6 separate regions of the Homo sapiens genome follow, and all the other regions are linked to region 6. Evidence: chromatin contacts called from ENCODE Hi-C or POLR2A ChIA-PET data. All regions are on one chromosome and are shown on one strand. Each heading gives the region's core, a stretch centred on a gene start or an enhancer-like site at or near the end of the contact. The rest is flanking DNA. Distances are from core to core; before and after follow the strand shown.

Region 1 (2,700 bases), core at 179-2,678, 1.0 Mb after region 6:
CCGCCCGCCTTGGCCTCCCAAAGTGTTGGGATTACAGGCGTGAGCCACCGCACCCGGCCTCTCTTAGACTTTCAAGCATCCTTTCATCTGAGTGGCTTCAAAGAGCCGGACTACTAGATCCACAGACCACGTTCCTCCTATCTCCACTCGTGGAGAAGGCCGGCATAATGATCACCATAAGCTTGGAGTCAGAGATGTGATTCCCAGATCTGCCACCCTCCTATATATTTAGTAATTACAAGAAGTTAGCTAATTTCCTTGAGCTTCGCAGTCTCCTTGAATAAAATGGAAACAAGAATGCCTTCCTTACAAGTTAGAGTAAGGCCTTTAGAGAATGAGATAATGCTTGCAAAGAGCTTAGTACAGTGCCTGGCCCAAAGCAGATGCCCAGAAACATGCGGCTATAATTGCAATGATCTTTCGGTTGCTGGGCTCCAGATTCCACTTTTCAGAACTTCAGTTTCACTATGAGGAAGGGGTGCTGCCTCCCTAATTTGGCTAGATAAGCCTTCTCCACAGGGCAAACCCCTGACTCAATTTCATGTTTGAATTCCCAGACTGCTACCGAAACCTTCCCTTCTGAAGTTCTGTTGCCTCCTGTCCACTACAGGGCTGAGCACTCACGCTCTAATCCGATCCTCGTGGTACCAGATGTCTTGGATGGGAGCTTTGGCTTTGCCATATCGCACTCGAGGCCTTTGGAAGACGGGCTCCCTCAGCGGGGGAAAGGCGTCATATACGTCAAACCACAGGGGCTTCTCCTTCAGCACCCCGGCCCGAACCAGGTCCCGAGTCCTTAGGGAGGGAACAGAACGAAACTGGGTCACTTGCAGTAGCCTGCCAAAGCCCCTGAATCAGTCTAGCACAGTTTGGGACATTAAAGGTATTATGCGGTCTGCAACACAGAACGGGGAAGGACTGCTCCCCACCTACAGAGAAGATCTGTCCACATCCCAAACCAAACTTAACAACGCTCAGGAGAGTTAAATCCCTCTATCTTCTTTTGTGCGTCCCACCCACGTTCGGTCACGGAAAAATGCAAAGAGCGGTCTTGCATGACCTGATAAGGAAGGCCCATCAGGCTCTTCCTCCCTTCCTCTTCCTAGAGACCTCCACTCGGGGAGAGGCAGCTGCAATAATCTTTAACATGACACATAAATTCAAGGAGAGGCATCCTCAGGCACAACTATTCGGAGCCAGGAGAAAACATGAGAGGGCCTCACCCAGCTCAGCCCCCGCACCCTGCAATACGCCTCGCCCTGCTCAGGTCCGCTCCAAGGAAGAGCGTGACCGGCTGAGAACCCCAGCCTGGGGGAGGCACCCTCAGCCCACCACGGCTGGGAGCACACACCGAGAGAAGATGCTCCCTACGGTTTCCAGCCGGCTGCCTGCCATGATCTGCGCCTGGTACCGAGCGTGACTAGCTGCTACCGGAACCGGAAGCGGCTGCTCCAGGTAAAGGGCGCATAAGTTGCTGGCCGAGCCAAGGATCGCTGGGCTTTCACCGCAGCCCCTGCGGGAGAGCGGCGCAGGCAGAAGCAAGTGATAGGCCGAACGGGCGCGCTCCGAGGTTACTTGCCAGGTTCAGGCAGGAGCACTCGATAGCCGAGCCAAAAGGGCAGGAGCGAGCCAAAGCCGGACAGAAGTAATAAATGACCGAGCTGTGGGAGGGATTCATCATGATGGTTGCTTTACTCTCTCTCGCCTTGTTGAGCCAACTCCTCTGAAAAGGTGGGGCCGCGCGGAGGAGAAGTAGTGGGGCAGAGCAGGGGTGAAGCGCAGCCTACAGTCCTAGGGGAGCCAACAAAGGCCGAGATTTGAGGTCACCAGCTCTAGGCCCAGGCTGAGCCTAATGTTGTTTAGAGTCACAGACTACGCAGAAGAAAACCAAGGCCGGGGAGGGGCCGTCACTTGCCCAGCGTCGTGCTAGATCTCGGGCCTCCGCCTCTGGCTGTGTAGTGCTCCCCACTAAGCCCCTCGTCCCCGGAGTGCCACCTGCATCCACGCTAACTAGGATGCTGGCTGCAACTCGTGTTTCCCGCGGCCGGTGTCGCGGGCTACCTCCTCCTTGGAACTCGAAAAGTGAAAGTGTCCGGAACAAACAGACGCCGAGAGGGAAACGAAAAAATCTGGAGAAAGTCATCTCTCAGTGTTAAACTGTAAAAAAATATAAACTGTGTGTAGCATACCCTTTGACCCAGTAATCATATTTCGGGGAAAGAACCCCTTAGAAATTAAAGCATCAATTCATGAGGATGTTTGTGCAAGGATCATCGTTGCAGCATTGTTTGTAGTGGGAAAAAAAATCCATCAGATGAGAAATAGCTGGAAAATTATTGTTCATACTTTCTTTGGAACCCTATGCAGCTATTAAAATGAATGAGCTAGATCCACATGTATTTACCAAGGTTAAGGTACATGACTTATGTTTAAATGAAAAACGAAGTTGCAAAGAAACATGTTTAGTGGAATCTCAACGTGTTAGAAAAAAAAAAGGAAAAAGAAACACCTCTATATATGTTTGTGTTTGAGGATAGAAATTCTGCAGAAGGACACCCAAGGCTGTGAACATTGGATATCTCGGAGTGAAACTGCAGGCAGGCAAGGGAGAATTTTTTCTTCCTTTACACATGCTTCAGAGTTTGACTTGTAAAGAGATTGTATTCATATTTGAACTTTTAATCCAATGAATGTTTTGAA
Region 2 (2,700 bases), core at 57-2,556, 1.5 Mb after region 6:
CTCCCTTCCCTTCATTTTCAAAAAAAATTTTCATGCATTTAACAAACATTATTAAGATTACATTCTTTCTTCTCATGTTAAGTCTTTGAAATCTGGGGTATATTTTATACTTAAAAGCATGTCTTAATTTGGACTAGACACATTTCAAGTGCTCAGTAGCTACACGTGGATAGTGGTCACTGTATTAGATGCATAGCACTAGTATGTCCCAAAATAACTGTTGAGGCTGGACACAGTGGCTTACACCTATAATCCCAGCACTCTGGGAGGTTGAAGTCAGAGGATCATTCCACGCTGCAGTGAGCTATGATCATGCCACTGCACTCCAGCCTGAGCCACAGAGCAAAACCCTGATTCAAAAAAAAAAAAAAAAAAAAAAACCCACACAAAATAACCCCCAAAAACGAATGGCTGGGCCCAACTAGGATTAACACTTGCCCTGCATTTACTTCTCTGGGTGCAGGTTGGGTAATGCAGAAGTGAATGATGGAAACTGAAGCGGCTTACCCATCAAAGGAAGAGCTAGTGCAGTCATATACCATCTCTCGGTTACCCTTCATTTGTAGATATGCATCACAATTGTCACAACCATCATATTCAAACTGGTCTATAGTCTGGGAGTGAAAGAAAAATAAAGGAAAAGGAGAGATAAGCATGAACAAGACCAAGAGAAAAAGTAGCTTTCTCAATACTTCGACCTGCTCAATTTCTTGTTTCCCTATGTTGACTGTGTATCCTAAGGTTCCCCACCTACTACTCTCAAAGCTTCATTCCTAAGTCCCACCCTCCCACTCCTTCCTCTCTCGTTCCCAATTCCGTTTTATCTATTCCTTTCTCTAGTCTACTCAGGGTCAGGCATCCTTTCCGACTACTCACTCAGCAGCGGATCCCCACCCGCCTCTGACTCCCAGTGTCTTTCGGCTCCAACGTAAGTTCACCGAACGTCTAAGAGCTGAGGATTCAAAGGCATGTAAGACCGCCCCTGCCCTCAGCTGCAAGACCTGTCCGCGATCCTACGAGGTAAACGATGGCCTCCTTCGGCTTCTCACTCCCCCTGCCACCTCTGAGTTCTGAGACTTAACTTTTCTCTTTACTGTCCCACAGCCCCATTCCGCCCTCTTTCCCCGACCTTGGTCCCCCATGGGCCCTACAACCAGGTCCCCGACTGACACCTTGACCAGCGAACACAGCAAACAGGCCCGCAGATGCCGCAGGTCCTTCGGCACCGTCTCCAGGGCCATCTTCGCCGATGGGAAGAACAACAGGGAGATAGACGACCACAGCCTGTGCACCCGCAGGAAGTAAATAGCTCGTTACCCAGAATGCCCACCACTTCCGGCGCTTAGACTTCCTCTTCCGGTGTGGGCGGACGCCAGCTCCGCCCCTACCCCCGCCAGAGGAGATGGTTTCTCCCGCCAGCAGGCGGGGAGGCTGGGCGGCCGGCCGCCACCTGGGCCGGAGCGCGTCGCAGCCACCTGAGCCCGCCGAGGGCGCGGCGGAGGCTGTGTGGGGTAGTCAGCGGGCCCCCGGGGCGGGGGGGCGGCTGCGCTTGCGCGGGAGTGTGTCGGGCTGAGCCGCAGCGCCGAGACGCGGGCTGTTTGATCTGGGCTGGTGGCCCTGGGCGTCGGTCCTGTTCCCCGATGGTAACCCGAAGTTTGTTTTTTTTTGTTTTGTCTCCCCGTTTTAGAAGCATTGGGGGCAGTGAATCCACTGTCTCCCTCTGGATTGTCTCTGCAGAGACCGAGAAGAAATCCAGGGACAGCCCCACCCCTCCTTCCTAACTGCGAGAGCGCTATAGGGTTTCCACTTGCTTCCCACAGGAATGCTGGCCTGGGAGCTACGGCGGAAAAAAATGCGTATTTATCTTTTAAAACTCCGTCTGTTTGCTCGTTCCGGCTGATAATTTATACTTTGCGCAGTTCTTAGCGCTTAGACACGGTTCCTTTACTAAAGACCATTTGTAGGAGATTAGGTGTCCTTTTTTTCCCTTTCATTTCACCGTCTAGGAAGCGAAATGCCTTGTTCTATAGGCACTAAACCACCACCCCTACCAAACCTTTCTCGGGGAAGCAGAAGGGGAACTTGTGCCTTGTGAGGAAGCGACAAAGGCCCCTTCTGGCCCTGGAGACTTCACGCCAATGGAGCACCAGCTCTCTGTCCTCGCAATAGCCCGAGTGCAGGCAGAACGCAGTCATTTGTGTTTATCTGAGAGGAGCTTTGGGATATAAATAGTTTCAGGCCCCGCTGCGCTGTCATTCCAGCCCAGCCTCCTGATTGAGCTGCTTCCGGGCGGGCTTTCTTCTTGTTGGCGGTCCCATGCTGTGTTCAGATGGGCTCTGTGACAGGTTTGGATGTTTTCTATCACTGAATAAAACTTTCCACTTTGGAACATATTTTCTACACTCTATTATCTCATGTAAGTCCTGCAACAACTATTAAGTAGGCCCATTTTATGGACTGAAAAAGCGAGGCACAGAGTATTTGCCCAAGGTCTGAGTCACTGAAGTATGATAATGTGTGAAGTGAACAGTATAATAATAATGACTGAAGCACAGTAAGAATCCAGTCATGCTTTCTCCTTCCCTGATCTCACTAAGCCACACTTTTAGGGGCTTACAAACCAGTTCTTATTGCCAAGCCCTCTACTCTACCCTATCCTTTCATGAATCGGAGCCTAGCCTCTGATAACATAAATAATTT
Region 3 (2,796 bases), core at 223-2,722, 1.6 Mb before region 6:
GGCATACATACCGTGGTGCTCAATAAATGCATGTGGCATTAACTAAAAGTTTGCTGTTTCTGGAATTCGTCTGAAACCTGAAACACTGCAACAACATCTCACTTAGAATGTTGCCTTACCCTTTTGCCATAATTTTAGAGTGAGGAAGTAGAGGTCACTAGATTACGTGTCCTTTTATGAAGAACCTACAGCTCAGGGCAGAAAGGCACTTGCCGGAATCACCCTGCCAGGGAACTCTGAACCCCGCTGCGCCGCCGCTCCTGATCTCTGGGGTTTCAGGCGCCTCCTCTCTTACAACCCTCTCCTGGGGAAGTAAACCCCATCAAGACACCACCACATCCTTCCCCAGCGACTCAGCCTGGGGTCACAAAGGCCTTTACGTCCCACTGAAAAACGGTTTTCTTTCATTTGTGCCCATTCGTTCTTGCAGCCCCTTCCCCAGATCGAAGACTAGGGTCTTAGTAAGGAGAGGTAAGGAGGGAGGGGAAGAACCTGCCTGGCCCCCCGCGGAGCTCTGCAGGGGGCGTCGCGGCTGCACGCCAGCGCCCGCACCACCCCAGGCGGGAAGGGAGTTATCACACAGGGGGTCGCACGCAGATCTCGGGGACCGTGGGTGCCACGAGGTCAAACTGGCAGAGGGAGACGCTGCAGCTGCTGTAACAGCAAGGAAAGCCGAAGCCCCCTTAGGGGATACTTTACAAAATTATTTTAATCACCGTGCAAACCTAATAACTTGACCCAAGCGCAATCACCTGTATTCACCCAGAGTAAATATTCCTAAAATCCCGTTCAGTGTGTCTGTGTCTCTCCCGCCTCTTTCCGTTTCAGGCAAATGTCTACCCCCCCTCTCCCCCCACCGTTAACACCTCTCTGCAGCGTGGGAAACAGTGCCCAGCAGCTCAGTCCTCCGCTTCCCGCTCTGCTTTTTGCATCCCATTCGGACTTATAGGAAGTAGTTATTTTTTGGTGGTGGTGGAAACTGGGCAAGAAAGAAGACGCTAAGCTTGGCCGGGGCCAGGAGAAATATTGAGAAGGGTCGTTACCTTCCATCCGATCTAAACCAATCATCTCAAACTTGGCTACTCTTTGGAACCACCTGGGGAGCTTTAAAAATTATGGACGCCCTGATAGCACCGCAGAGGTTCTGATCTAATTGATCTGGGATGCGGCCTGGGTATCGCGATTTTTTTAAAACTCCTCAGGTTATTCCCAGCTTGAAAACTATGGATATAAATTTCTCATTCCTCTTCCCACCCAGACCAAAAAAAAAAAAAAAAATCTAAGCCTAAGTTGATGGCCCAGGGAATCTGGCACCTGCTCCCCTGCAACCAGCCAGTGCTGCAAGGTCCCCGAAAATCGGCGCGAGCGGCGACGCTAAACACGCGGCGGCGGGGCGAGCGGGCCAGGCGGGCGGTGCCGCGCGTGGCCCCGCCCCCGCACGCCTATGGGCGCGAGGTGCGGGCCCTGACGTCACTCTTGTCAGGGCCGCGGCACATGGGCGGCCGGATGCGCTGAGCCCGGCGCTGCGGGGCCGCGGAGCGCTGGGGAGCAGCGGCCGCCGGCGCGGGGAGGGGGGTGGGGTGGGACGGCGCACCGCCTCCGGTGCTGGCACTAGGGGCTGGGGTCGGCGCGGTGTCTTCTGCCCTTCTGCAGCCGTCGACATTTTTTTTTCTTTCTTTTTTTCAATTTTGAACATTTTGCAAAACGAGGGGTTCGAGGCAGGTGAGAGCATCCTGCACGTCGCCGGGGAGCCCGCGGGCACTTGGCGCGCTCTCCTGGGACCGTCTGCACTGGAAACCCGAAAGTTTTTTTTTAATATATATTTTTATGCAGATGTATTTATAAAGATATAAGTAATTTTTTTCTTCCCTTTTCTCCACCGCCTTGAGAGCGAGTACTTTTGGCAAAGGACGGAGGAAAAGCTCAGCAACATTTTAGGGGGCGGTTGTTTCTTTCTTATTTCTTTTTTTAAGGGGAAAAAATTTGAGTGCATCGCGATGGAGAAAATGTCCCGACCGCTCCCCCTGAATCCCACCTTTATCCCGCCTCCCTACGGCGTGCTCAGGTCCCTGCTGGAGAACCCGCTGAAGCTCCCCCTTCACCACGAAGACGGTGAGCGCTGCCGCGGCCCCGCTCCGGGAAGGGACGACGCTCCGGGGGTCCCCCTCCGCGGCCGGGCACGCCCGCTGGAGCATCCCCCAACCCCGCTCCCGCCCTGTCCCGCGGCGCCCCGGCCCCGCGCTGATGAAATTGAGGAGCTCACCCAGCACCCTTCCTCCCCTTCCTCCTCCTCCATGAAAGGGGAGGGACCCCTCCTGAGCTACATTTAAAAGAGCTTCGGGCACCCGGCCTCCCTGGGTCCCGCTCCTGCGGCGCGGGTGGGAGGTGTAACTTGACAGGTCAGGATCGTTCCCTAGAACGAGGCACACCCGCACGCAGAGCGAGCCCGCCTGCGGAGGGCAGAGCCTCCCGGGCTGGGGAGGAGAAACCCTGGGGCCTGGTTCTGTGCGGGGCAGGGGGCGGGGGTCGGCTTGAGGGAGGGGGTTTCACTGCGTAGCCTGGGTTTTGGGGTTGTGTTACAGCTTCTGTTACTGGTTAGTATTTGGAACTCACGAGGTGTGAGAGAAGACTCGTTTTCTTCTGGTGAAGGGTAGCTGAGAAAGCGGGGTGGGGGCTGGGGCCGGTGGGGGGAGTGGTCTCTCGGCGGGAAGCCGTGCACGCCTCCAGCGTTGACACTTTCCCGGTGCACTTTTTCTGGTGGGAGGGGAGAGCGGAGCAGGCTCACGTGTAACCGCG
Region 4 (2,769 bases), core at 181-2,680, 1.1 Mb after region 6:
TGCCCCTTTAGGGCAGTACAATCTCCATGATTCCTAATGAGAGAGCTGGCAGCACCATACCAGAGCACACATATGCAATACCTGATAGTTCTCAGTGTTCTTACAGACATTACCCAGCCAGCTCAGCAACCCTGAACCAGCTAAACATGGACAACAGCTTTTTATTTTATTTTTAAATTTTATTTATTTATTATTTATTTATTTATTTATTTTTAAGACAGAGTTTTGCTCTTGTTGCACAGGCTGGAGTGCAGTGGCGCTATCTCAGCTCAGCGCAACCTCTGCCTCCCGGGTTCGAGCGATTCTCCTGCCTCAGCCTCCTGAGTAGCTGGGATTACAGGCATGTGCCACCACGCCCGGCTAATTTTATATTTTTGGTAGAGATGGGGTTTTTCCATGTTGGTCAGGCTGGTCTCGAACTTCTGACCTCAGGTGATCTGCCTGCCTCAGCCTCCAAAATGCTGGGATTACAGGCACGAGCCACCGTGCCCAGCCTTTTTTTTTTTTTTTTTTTTTTTTTGAAAAGGAGTCTCACTCTGTCACCCAAGCAGGAGTGCAATGGCATGATCCTGGCTCACTGCAACCTCCACCTTCTGGGTTCAAGCGATTCTCCTGCCTCAGCCTCCAGAGTAGCTGGGACTACAGGAGTGTGACACCATGCCTGGCTAATTTTTGTATTTTAGTAGAGACGGGCTTTCACCTTGTTGGCCAGGCTGATCTTGAACTCCTGACCTCAAGTGATCTGCCTGCCTTGGCCCCCCAAAGTGCTGGGATTGCAGGCATGAGCCACCATGCCCGGTCTAGCTTTTTATTTTTTTGAGACGAGATCTCAGTCTGGGTGAAGACTGGAGTGCAGTGGAACAATCCCGGCTCACCGCAGCCTTGAACTCCTGGGCTCAGGTGATCCTCCCACCTCAGCCTCCCAAGTAGCTGGGACTACAGGCACACATCACCACGCCCAGCTAATTTTTCAAATTATGTGTAGAGATGTGGGTGGGGGGAGAGGGTCTCACTATGTTGCCCAGGCTGGTCTCGAACTCCTGACCTCAAGTGATCCTCCCACCTTGGCCCCCCAGAGTGCTGACATTACAGGCGTGAACCATTTCGCCTGACCTGAACAGCTTCTGGACGTGTCTGGCCAGCTCATATCCCTCCTGTGAGGACCGCCTCTACTCCCATTCACAGGGGAAAGCTCCTACCCCCTGGTGCTGCGTGATCATGCCCTCCTGGCCCCAGCTGACTGGCCCAGTGGTAGACAGCTGATCCACACAAGCCCATCAGACTCTCTCCTCAGGAGTTCACATCAAGGCTCAGACACCATTCAGTAACTAAGGGTTACTGGAAAGTGGACGGGTGTATTTGGGAGCTGAGGGGCCATACCACCTGGTGCACATCCACAGCAGCAGCGGCGTCCTGCAGGTGCACCATGCAGACTCACTGAGAACAGCTGCGTCAGCCACCCCCACCACACCCCCACACACCCCCGGCACTTGGGAGACCAGGCACTTCCTCCTTTGAGTCTTCAATTCCCCTATGGCTTCAAATAGCTCGAGCTGGTTTCTGTTACTTGCCTTCAGTAGAGTCTGAACTGAGAGACAAGCTGGCATCACTATCCTCCCTGTACAGATGAGGAAAGAGGCTCTAGAGGTGACTAAATCAACATCATATAGTCAACATGTAATAAAGGAGCCGTTAAAAACCCTGCCATGTGACTCTTCTTCAGTGCCATCCCATGCCTCCTTCCCTGGATTAAAGGAAGTGGCAGGTATTCCATTTCTGTCAGTGTTTAAAAAAAAAAAAAAAAATGGTGGCACAGTAAGCGATTCAGCCAGAGGCACTCCAATGGACTGAAGCTGGAAACAAGAAATTCAAAATCCTCTCCTTTAGATCGGCAAAGACAGCTCTTCTCTCCTCTACATTTGCCAGCCTTCCTTGCAGTGAGGTCGGCCCCATGTGACCAGCTCTGGACAATGTGAATGGAAGTAACAGGTGTCAGTTTCCTCCATCTCTCTCCTCCCCTCCCGCAGTAACCTTGAAGGCCCTATATTCCAGATGATGTGGCTACAGATGGAGGTGCACTGCCTGACCTACAAGACTTTCCACGAGCAAAAAATAAACCTAGATGGTGTCAAGCCCCTGGGATGTCAGGATTTGATTATTCCTGCAGCATAATCCAGCCTCTCCTGACTAAAGCACAGGAATTTTTCAGCCTGGGCCCTTCAGCAGGATGCTGCATTCATTTGTTTAACATTCATCTGTTTAACAAATATTTCTGGAGCAACAGTGCCAGGTGCTGTCATGGGTATAATCAAGGGCACAGTAGTTTTTAAAAAAATACAATAACTACCCTTAGGAAGCACCCTATCTGGTGACTCATAAGCCCCACTTGGGACTAAAAGAAACAGTTCTACAGGTGCAAAGCAGAACTCCCACGCAGCCCCTGGCTAACCTGAGCCCCAGAGAAGCTAAGCTGCCAGGAGGCAAAGACAGCTTGTCCTAGTGACTCCAGGAGGGTGGCAGCCAAGAGTGAGTTCACACCAGGCTTTCACACCCAAGGCTCTACCAACTCTACTCCTGCCAGCCGTGTGGCTGTAGACAAGTGCTTCCCTTGCTCTGGGCGCAGACACATGGGAGAAGGCATCAAGGAGGAGTCATCAAGAGAGCAGGTGGCTGATGGAAAACAGAAGCCGCAAAAGACACCACTCATCTTCCCCACCCTCCTCTGCAGCCGAAATGTCTCCTCTGGGAATCATCTCCCTGTTTCATTTT
Region 5 (2,783 bases), core at 262-2,761, 1.5 Mb after region 6:
AAGAGACACAGACAGACACACTGTCAGGAGGAGGCACAGAGAGGGACGGGGCAGCAGCAGGGCCAGATCTAGACAGACAGGCAAAGAGGGTCAGAAGGACAGACAAATGACGAAAGAAATGGAGCCCCTCAGATTTCTGCTCGATGAAGAGAGGACAGATAGCCACAGAGATGGACCCACAGACAGGCCAAGAGAGGACAGGTGGGCATTGGGGATGCATACCTCGCCTCACCTCCTGGCCAGGCTGGAGGACATGGTGAGAGACCCCCACCTTGCAGACCCCAGCCCTCCACAGATCCCTTACCTTCAGGAAAGCCTCCACTTCCTCATCCTCTGGCCTCTGGCAGGCGGGTCCAGAGCTGGATGCTTGCTGGCCCAGGCTGGGCAGACAAGCCTCTGCTCCTTCAGGGTCAGTTCCCCCCACGGGCCTGGAGCTCCCGTCTCCTTTGGGCTTGGAACTCTCCTCAGACCTCAGTTCTTGAAGCTGCAGAGCTGCCGGAGGAGTATCAGCGATGCTTGGGGCTGCACTGCTAGGTTCACCCCCTCGACCTGGAGTCCAGCTATGCCAGGTGGGCAGTGCCCATGGCTCCATGGCTCCAGGGTCCCCAGGCCGTGGGAGGGTTGTCAGTTGCTCCATGGTACTGCCAAGGGGCCCCAGAACCCGGGCCGGGGGACATCACCCAGCCAGGTGGGGGGACTGGCGAGGGTCATGCCAGGCCAGCCCCTCTCCCCTCTGAGCTCTTGCTTCACCGACGCTCCATCCAAGGTTGGCTGAGCTCTTCCCCACCCACAAAGGAGGCTGCAGAAGGCGCCAGGGCTGCTGGAGCTGGAGCCAGGGGTATGTGAGCTATGTTTGCTGGTAGCTGTGTGTGTGCGCGAGTATGTGGAGGAGCGAGGGTGTCCCTGTGGGGGTAGGGAGGATGTGCAGAGGCCACCGACAGCTGCGCCTGGGTGAGGGTGCGTGTGTGTGTCTCCAGGTCTGTCCGTGCAGGTCAATGCTGTCTCATGTGTTGGGAAGATGGGTGCCCCCACTTCTGTGTGTTGAGGGGGGTGGTGCTGTGTGTCACTGTCTGCCCATTTCAGAGTTGCCAGTTGTTTGTGTGTGTGTGTGTGGGTGTCTGTATTGCAGGGCTGTGGCAGTATGTGATGCTGTCCCTGGTTGTATCTGAGTGTGTCAGTGTCGTGCAGCTGTGTGCATCGGTGTCGTTGTGTGTCTGTCAGTGTCTGTGGGTCTGGCCGTCTGTCGCAACCCCTCAGCCCGGCCAGAGGCTTCAGGAGCTGCTGGGGGTGATCCCCAGTGGTCCGCTGTGGTCCTTTATCTCCGGCTCTGCTCTCTGCTGCTGCTCTTTCGCTTGCTGGGTGGCTGGGCTGGTCCTAAGGAGGCCTGGGTCGATGGGCTGCTTGCCTCATAGTCTCAGCCCCTGCTGGCCTCTGCTCTGGGGACTGCAGGGGTCCCTTACAGTCCAGGAGCCTCGAGATGGTGGGCTCCGAGGAGGGCTGAGCCTCAGAATTGGGTGGGGGGGTGAGCCGGGAAGAGCCAGCCCTCCCCTCCTCCTCCTCCTCCTCCCCTCCCACCCACCAATAGGAAGTCGGCTGCTGGTTTCCATGGTGATGGCGCTGGACTGGTGGGCTGAACCGGCTGACAGGGTCGGGGACAGAAGGAAGAGCAGGTTTCTCACGGCATGTCAGCCCAGGGCTCCCACATGTGGCCTCCCACCCTCATCTTCACACATTCTCACACCTTCCGGAGTACAGAGGCGAGTGGGGTGCAGATGGTCCTCCCTACATCGGGTGAGACTGATAGAGACAGAACGGGGGAGGGTATGACAGAGATCCAGCCACAGAGAAGGGCAGAACTAGAAAAGATGGGACTTGAGATGAAACAAAGAGAGAGACAGAAACCAAGAGAAAGAAACCGGGAAGACAAGCAAAGAGACAGGTAGAAATAGACGGAGAATTCCTTCTGCTTCCTCCTGGCAGATTGCACTTGGGGGGCAACCTGGCTGTCCCAGGCCACCAGGGAAGCCCACATGGCCTGTTGGGTTGGCTTTGTCCCGAATTGCCTGGAAGTTCATCTTCTGTCTAGCCTTAGATCTTGTTGCTAAATAATTTGGGGGACAAGGACGTGAGAATCCCCTCAGCCAGGAGTCAGTCTATATGCAGTGGCAGGGGTCTAGACAGAGTCCCCAGAGCCAGGGGTGTTGGGAGAAGCCCCGAGAGGCAGCCCCTCTCCACTCTGAACCCGGGACTCATTAGGCAAGCCAGTTTCAGCCAAGGTCGGGGGCCCTCGTGTGGCACCCCCACAGAATAGCAGCGGTGATACTGAACCCTAGAGCCCCTGACTGTGGGCTCCACCCAGGCAAGAGCCAATGGAACTGGAGGTAGGGGGTGCATGGGGAGGAGTGGACATCTTCACTTCCCTAAAGCAGTGTGTAGGTCAACACGCACGCCACTGCATGATGTGTTGCTGTTTAGGTCAGAGTATATATGCATGCCATTATGCGCATGCGTGTGTATAGTATGCATCTATAGAATAGACATTATCTATTTCTGTATATGTGAAGGGGCCATTGTGTGTATATATGTGTGTGCTATTATGTGTCTATGAGTCACATAATAAAACGTAACAAAAACACATTGGGTGTATCTGTATGTATGTTTCTGTGTCATTGCATCTATGTTTGTTTGCCACTGTGTCTATGTGTGTGCTGTTATGTGCATGGGAGGCTATCATTGCATGAGTTTATAAATTACAACACATCATGATATATATAGATATGGAT
Region 6 (2,781 bases), core at 264-2,763:
AACAAAAAACTAAACAATTGTGAATCCTTCCTCTGTCTCTCTGGGATGTAATGTCTCCTACACATCAGGAGTATCCTTCTCAAGAACCTGAAAGCCATTCCTCCAACATGCAATCACCAGGAAGCAAAGGGCCTATCTCCCAGTTACTGTGGGAGGATAGGACCCTGACTCCCATAACAGCCATCTAACAGGCACTGTCGCCTAACCTTACTTACACTGACCCACCCTTCACAAGTTTCACTTTCCTGACTACTGAGTTCCTGCTCATCCCCTTCACATTCCCTCCTCCTCCCTCTTAAACACCTAGTCACTTCTGCACAAAGTTCAGTTCCGTTCACGAGGTACCTTCTTCCCTATTACAATAGTATATTATTAAAATCTGCTTTACCACTTTTACTAGTGTCTAGCTTTATCTTCTACAGTTAATACAAATATACGCACATACACATGCATATATATGCACACATAATAATATATACATACACACATACACGTATATATACATCTATATGTGTATTCTTAATGAATGTTATGTCTTCTCTAATCGTTTGGAAGATATTATCAAGTATTTCTTTGCAGTTTTCCTATGATCTCTGCGTTTCTTTTCTGTTCCTTTGGTCCCTTGCTTCGGTGTGTGTTTTCTTTCCATCTTTTATGCTAGAGGAAGTCCGCAAGCAACAAGTGGTCCTCGGCTCCCACTCCTATGTATGTATGTAGTAGGAAGGAAGCCGCTGAGTGCAGCTGTGCGCGCCGGGGCGGTGCCTGTGCCTCTCTGGATTCCGTGTTTCTTCGGGGGTGCTGAGCAGCGGTGCTTCCGCGTCCGCGTTCTCCGGGTAGCTGATGTGCTGCAGGCTGCAGCCCGCGTGGTCGCGGCTCAGGTCCGTGTTGGGCTGGTAGGACTCCAGCGGGGAGCGAGCATTCCTCCGGAACCTGGGGCTGGACGACAGCAGCAGGAGGCGTGCTCCCATCTCCGGTAGTCCCCGGCTCCCGCTGCTCCCCTTTCTCCCCGGCCTCGGGCGCTGGCGGGCGCGGGCGAGGGGGTAGCGCAGGGGAGGCCCGCCCGCCACGGCAGGGGGCGGAAACCGCGGCCGGGCTCGGGGTCAGCGGCGACGAGCGGGCGGCTGCCCCGCTCGCCCTCGGCCTCCGCGCCCGCCCGCCGCTCCGCAGCGGAGGAGCCCTCAGGTTTGCGTTACTGCGGCCGCCACACCTACCTCAGCCCGCCGCGGCCAGGTCGGGCGGTGCCGCGCAGGCCGCCTCCCCCCCTCGCTTCCCAGTCGGCTTACGCATCCCCGGCGGCGGCGGCGCCGGCATCGGCTAGAGGTTCGGCTCAAGTCGGGGGCACTCGTGTCTGCGCCGAGCGGCGGGCGTGAGCGCGGCCCCTGGGCCCCGCGCGGCGCGGTGCTGCGAGGAGGATCCTCGTGGCCTTGCCCCGCCGGCGGCTTTCCAGAATTTTCTACGATTACGAAGTTTTGGCATTCAACCCTCCATCCTCTCAAACGCCCCACTGTTACTCCGCCCCCTTCCCCTAGGCCCCGCCCCCAGCCGCAGTGCCCTGCCTCTTCCATCCGTCTCCAGCCTCCTCCACGGCCCCGCCCCCTCAGGCCGGTCCGTCTCCCCTCCCACCTCACACCTCCGCCCCGCCCGTCAGCCCTGGCTCCGCCCAGCCACGGGGCTCGCCGCCACAGGCCCCGCCTCCAGCTCGCGGCCCCGCGCGCCGGATCGGCGTGCGTGCGGCTGGAGCCTTAAGCGTTTCCCCCGCCCGGCTTCATCCCTGCTGGCGGCCCAGCGTCGTTCTCCTCCTGCGCGAGGCGGCCAAGGCCTGCTGGCCCGGAGCCGCGCCTCCACCCGCGCGAGGTAGGGCTTCGAGGACCGGCGCGGCGCAGGTCTCCGGAGGCCTCCCGAGAGGGGCTAGGGTCGCCGGGCCGCGCGTGGGAGCGGGTGGGGCCCGGGAGGAGACGGCGCCCCGGAGGGGAGTGCGAGGCCTGGGCCGACGGTTACGGGCGCCGACCGGCGTTGCCTGGCCTGAACGCCCGGCCTTTCGGTGGAGGGCAGCTTGCCCCTGTATGTTGCGCCCTTCCGTGGGTCAGACCGGCGGCAAGGTGAGGCGGCGGCGGCAGCAGCAGCCGCCTTGGGCTCCTGGACGCGCTCCCGAGGTGGGGCGGGTTGGGGAGTGGGGATTGGAGCGTGATGGCTGGACGTCGCCTTCTCGGCGCGGCAGGTCCCGGGAGACGGGGGGACGAGGCGCAGTCCCGCCCTCGGGAGAGCGGAGCCACCTTCACTGAGGGCGCCCGGTTTGGCCCCGGAAAGGCAGGAAGGGGGCGGGGAAGGGATGGCGAGCTCGGGGTGCACCGCCTGTTTCTTTTCTGGTTAGGTATCGTCCTTGGAGAAGATGGAAGCGGAGAGGCGGCCGGCGCCGGGCTCGCCCTCCGAGGGCCTGTTTGCGGACGGGCACCTGATCTTGTGGACGCTGTGCTCGGTCCTGCTGCCGGTGTTCATCACCTTCTGGTGTAGCCTCCAGCGGTCGCGCCGGCAGCTGCACCGCAGGGACATCTTCCGCAAGAGCAAGCACGGGTGGCGCGACACGGACCTGTTCAGCCAGCCCACCTACTGCTGCGTGTGCGCGCAGCACATTCTGCAGGGCGCCTTCTGCGACTGCTGCGGGCTCCGCGTGGACGAGGGCTGCCTCAGGAAGGCCGACAAGCGCTTCCAGTGCAAGGAGATTATGCTCAAGAATGACACCAAGGTCCTGGACGCCATGCCCCACCACTGGATCCGGGGCAA

What was found. A loop is a pair of places that touch in the nucleus more often than their neighbours do. ChIA-PET counts read pairs that join two places held with the same protein, here RNA polymerase II (POLR2A). Pooled maps may share reads with other maps.
Region 1: a loop to region 6 is called in a map of CD8-positive, alpha-beta T cell, with 18 times the contacts of the local background. The contact joins the promoter of MRPS23 here to the promoter of C17orf67 in region 6. A Hi-C loop is called at or near these places in 3 of 168 maps with a recorded cell type or tissue (CD8-positive, alpha-beta T cell and naive thymus-derived CD4-positive, alpha-beta T cell), 1 of 37 single-sample maps with no recorded cell type and 17 of 50 pooled maps.
Region 2: a pooled map shows a loop between it and region 6 (5-fold over the local background). The contact joins the promoter of SUPT4H1 here to the promoter of C17orf67 in region 6. A Hi-C loop is called at or near these places in 10 of 50 pooled maps.
Region 3: a loop to region 6 is called in a map of ascending aorta, with 4 times the contacts of the local background. The contact joins the promoter of HLF here to the promoter of C17orf67 in region 6. A Hi-C loop is called at or near these places in 2 of 168 maps with a recorded cell type or tissue (ascending aorta and naive thymus-derived CD4-positive, alpha-beta T cell) and 7 of 50 pooled maps.
Region 4: a pooled map shows a loop between it and region 6 (6-fold over the local background). The contact joins the enhancer-like site here to the promoter of C17orf67 in region 6. A Hi-C loop is called at or near these places in 2 of 50 pooled maps. POLR2A ChIA-PET finds 5 or more read pairs at or near these places in 2 of 52 experiments (activated B cell and activated CD8-positive, alpha-beta memory T cell).
Region 5: a loop to region 6 is called in a map of CD8-positive, alpha-beta T cell, with 17 times the contacts of the local background. The contact joins the promoter of TSPOAP1 here to the promoter of C17orf67 in region 6. A Hi-C loop is called at or near these places in 3 of 168 maps with a recorded cell type or tissue (CD4-positive, alpha-beta memory T cell and CD8-positive, alpha-beta T cell), 5 of 37 single-sample maps with no recorded cell type and 8 of 50 pooled maps. POLR2A ChIA-PET finds 5 or more read pairs at or near these places in 1 of 52 experiments (CD4-positive, alpha-beta T cell).

The regions. Positions count from the first base shown.
Region 1 is chr17:57,848,616-57,851,315 of GRCh38, forward strand. MRPS23 (mitochondrial ribosomal protein S23) reads right to left here and starts at 1,429. Exons shown (of 5, transcript NM_016070.4): 1 at 1,352-1,429; 2 at 625-795. The coding sequence starts at 1,395. RefSeq lists enhancers at 1,410-1,739, 1,415-1,924.
Region 2 is chr17:58,350,895-58,353,594 of GRCh38, forward strand. SUPT4H1 (SPT4 homolog, DSIF elongation factor subunit) reads right to left here and starts at 1,307. Exons shown (of 5, transcript NM_003168.3): 1 at 1,173-1,307; 2 at 508-614. The coding sequence starts at 1,241. TSPOAP1-AS1 (TSPOAP1, SUPT4H1 and RNF43 antisense RNA 1) reads left to right here. Exons shown (of 5, transcript NR_038410.1): 4 at 850-1,020; 5 at 1,105-2,700. It also overlaps a transcript of RNF43 not described here. RefSeq lists silencers at 881-990, 1,271-1,700 and an enhancer at 2,088-2,623.
Region 3 is chr17:55,263,488-55,266,283 of GRCh38, forward strand. HLF (HLF transcription factor, PAR bZIP family member) reads left to right here and starts at 1,473. Exons shown (of 4, transcript NM_002126.5): 1 at 1,473-2,112. The coding sequence starts at 1,998. RefSeq lists a silencer at 1,277-1,596.
Region 4 is chr17:57,938,466-57,941,234 of GRCh38, forward strand. The region is part of intron 1 of CUEDC1 (CUE domain containing 1); the gene reads right to left. Among named protein-coding and RNA genes, the nearest start is that of CUEDC1, 16 kb to the right of the region's middle. Within about 2 kb of position 1,431, at least 18 of the 41 ENCODE cell types and tissues checked have a DNase peak (open chromatin) inside an H3K27ac peak, as active enhancers do.
Region 5 is chr17:58,327,284-58,330,066 of GRCh38, forward strand. TSPOAP1 (TSPO associated protein 1) reads right to left here and starts at 1,512. Exons shown (of 32, transcript NM_004758.4): 1 at 305-1,512. The coding sequence starts at 637. It overlaps TSPOAP1-AS1 (TSPOAP1, SUPT4H1 and RNF43 antisense RNA 1), which reads left to right. Exons shown (of 5, transcript NR_038410.1): 2 at 767-838. RefSeq lists enhancers at 355-514, 1,385-1,454, 1,985-2,154, 2,255-2,334 and a silencer at 565-674.
Region 6 is chr17:56,832,407-56,835,187 of GRCh38, forward strand. C17orf67 (chromosome 17 open reading frame 67) reads right to left here and starts at 1,514. Exons shown (of 8, transcript NM_001085430.4): 1 at 1,212-1,514; 2 at 492-936. DGKE (diacylglycerol kinase epsilon) reads left to right here and starts at 1,745. Exons shown (of 12, transcript NM_003647.3): 1 at 1,745-1,854; 2 at 2,372-2,781. The coding sequence starts at 2,390. RefSeq lists silencers at 742-1,036, 1,010-2,079 and enhancers at 1,404-2,001, 2,470-2,781, 2,601-2,781.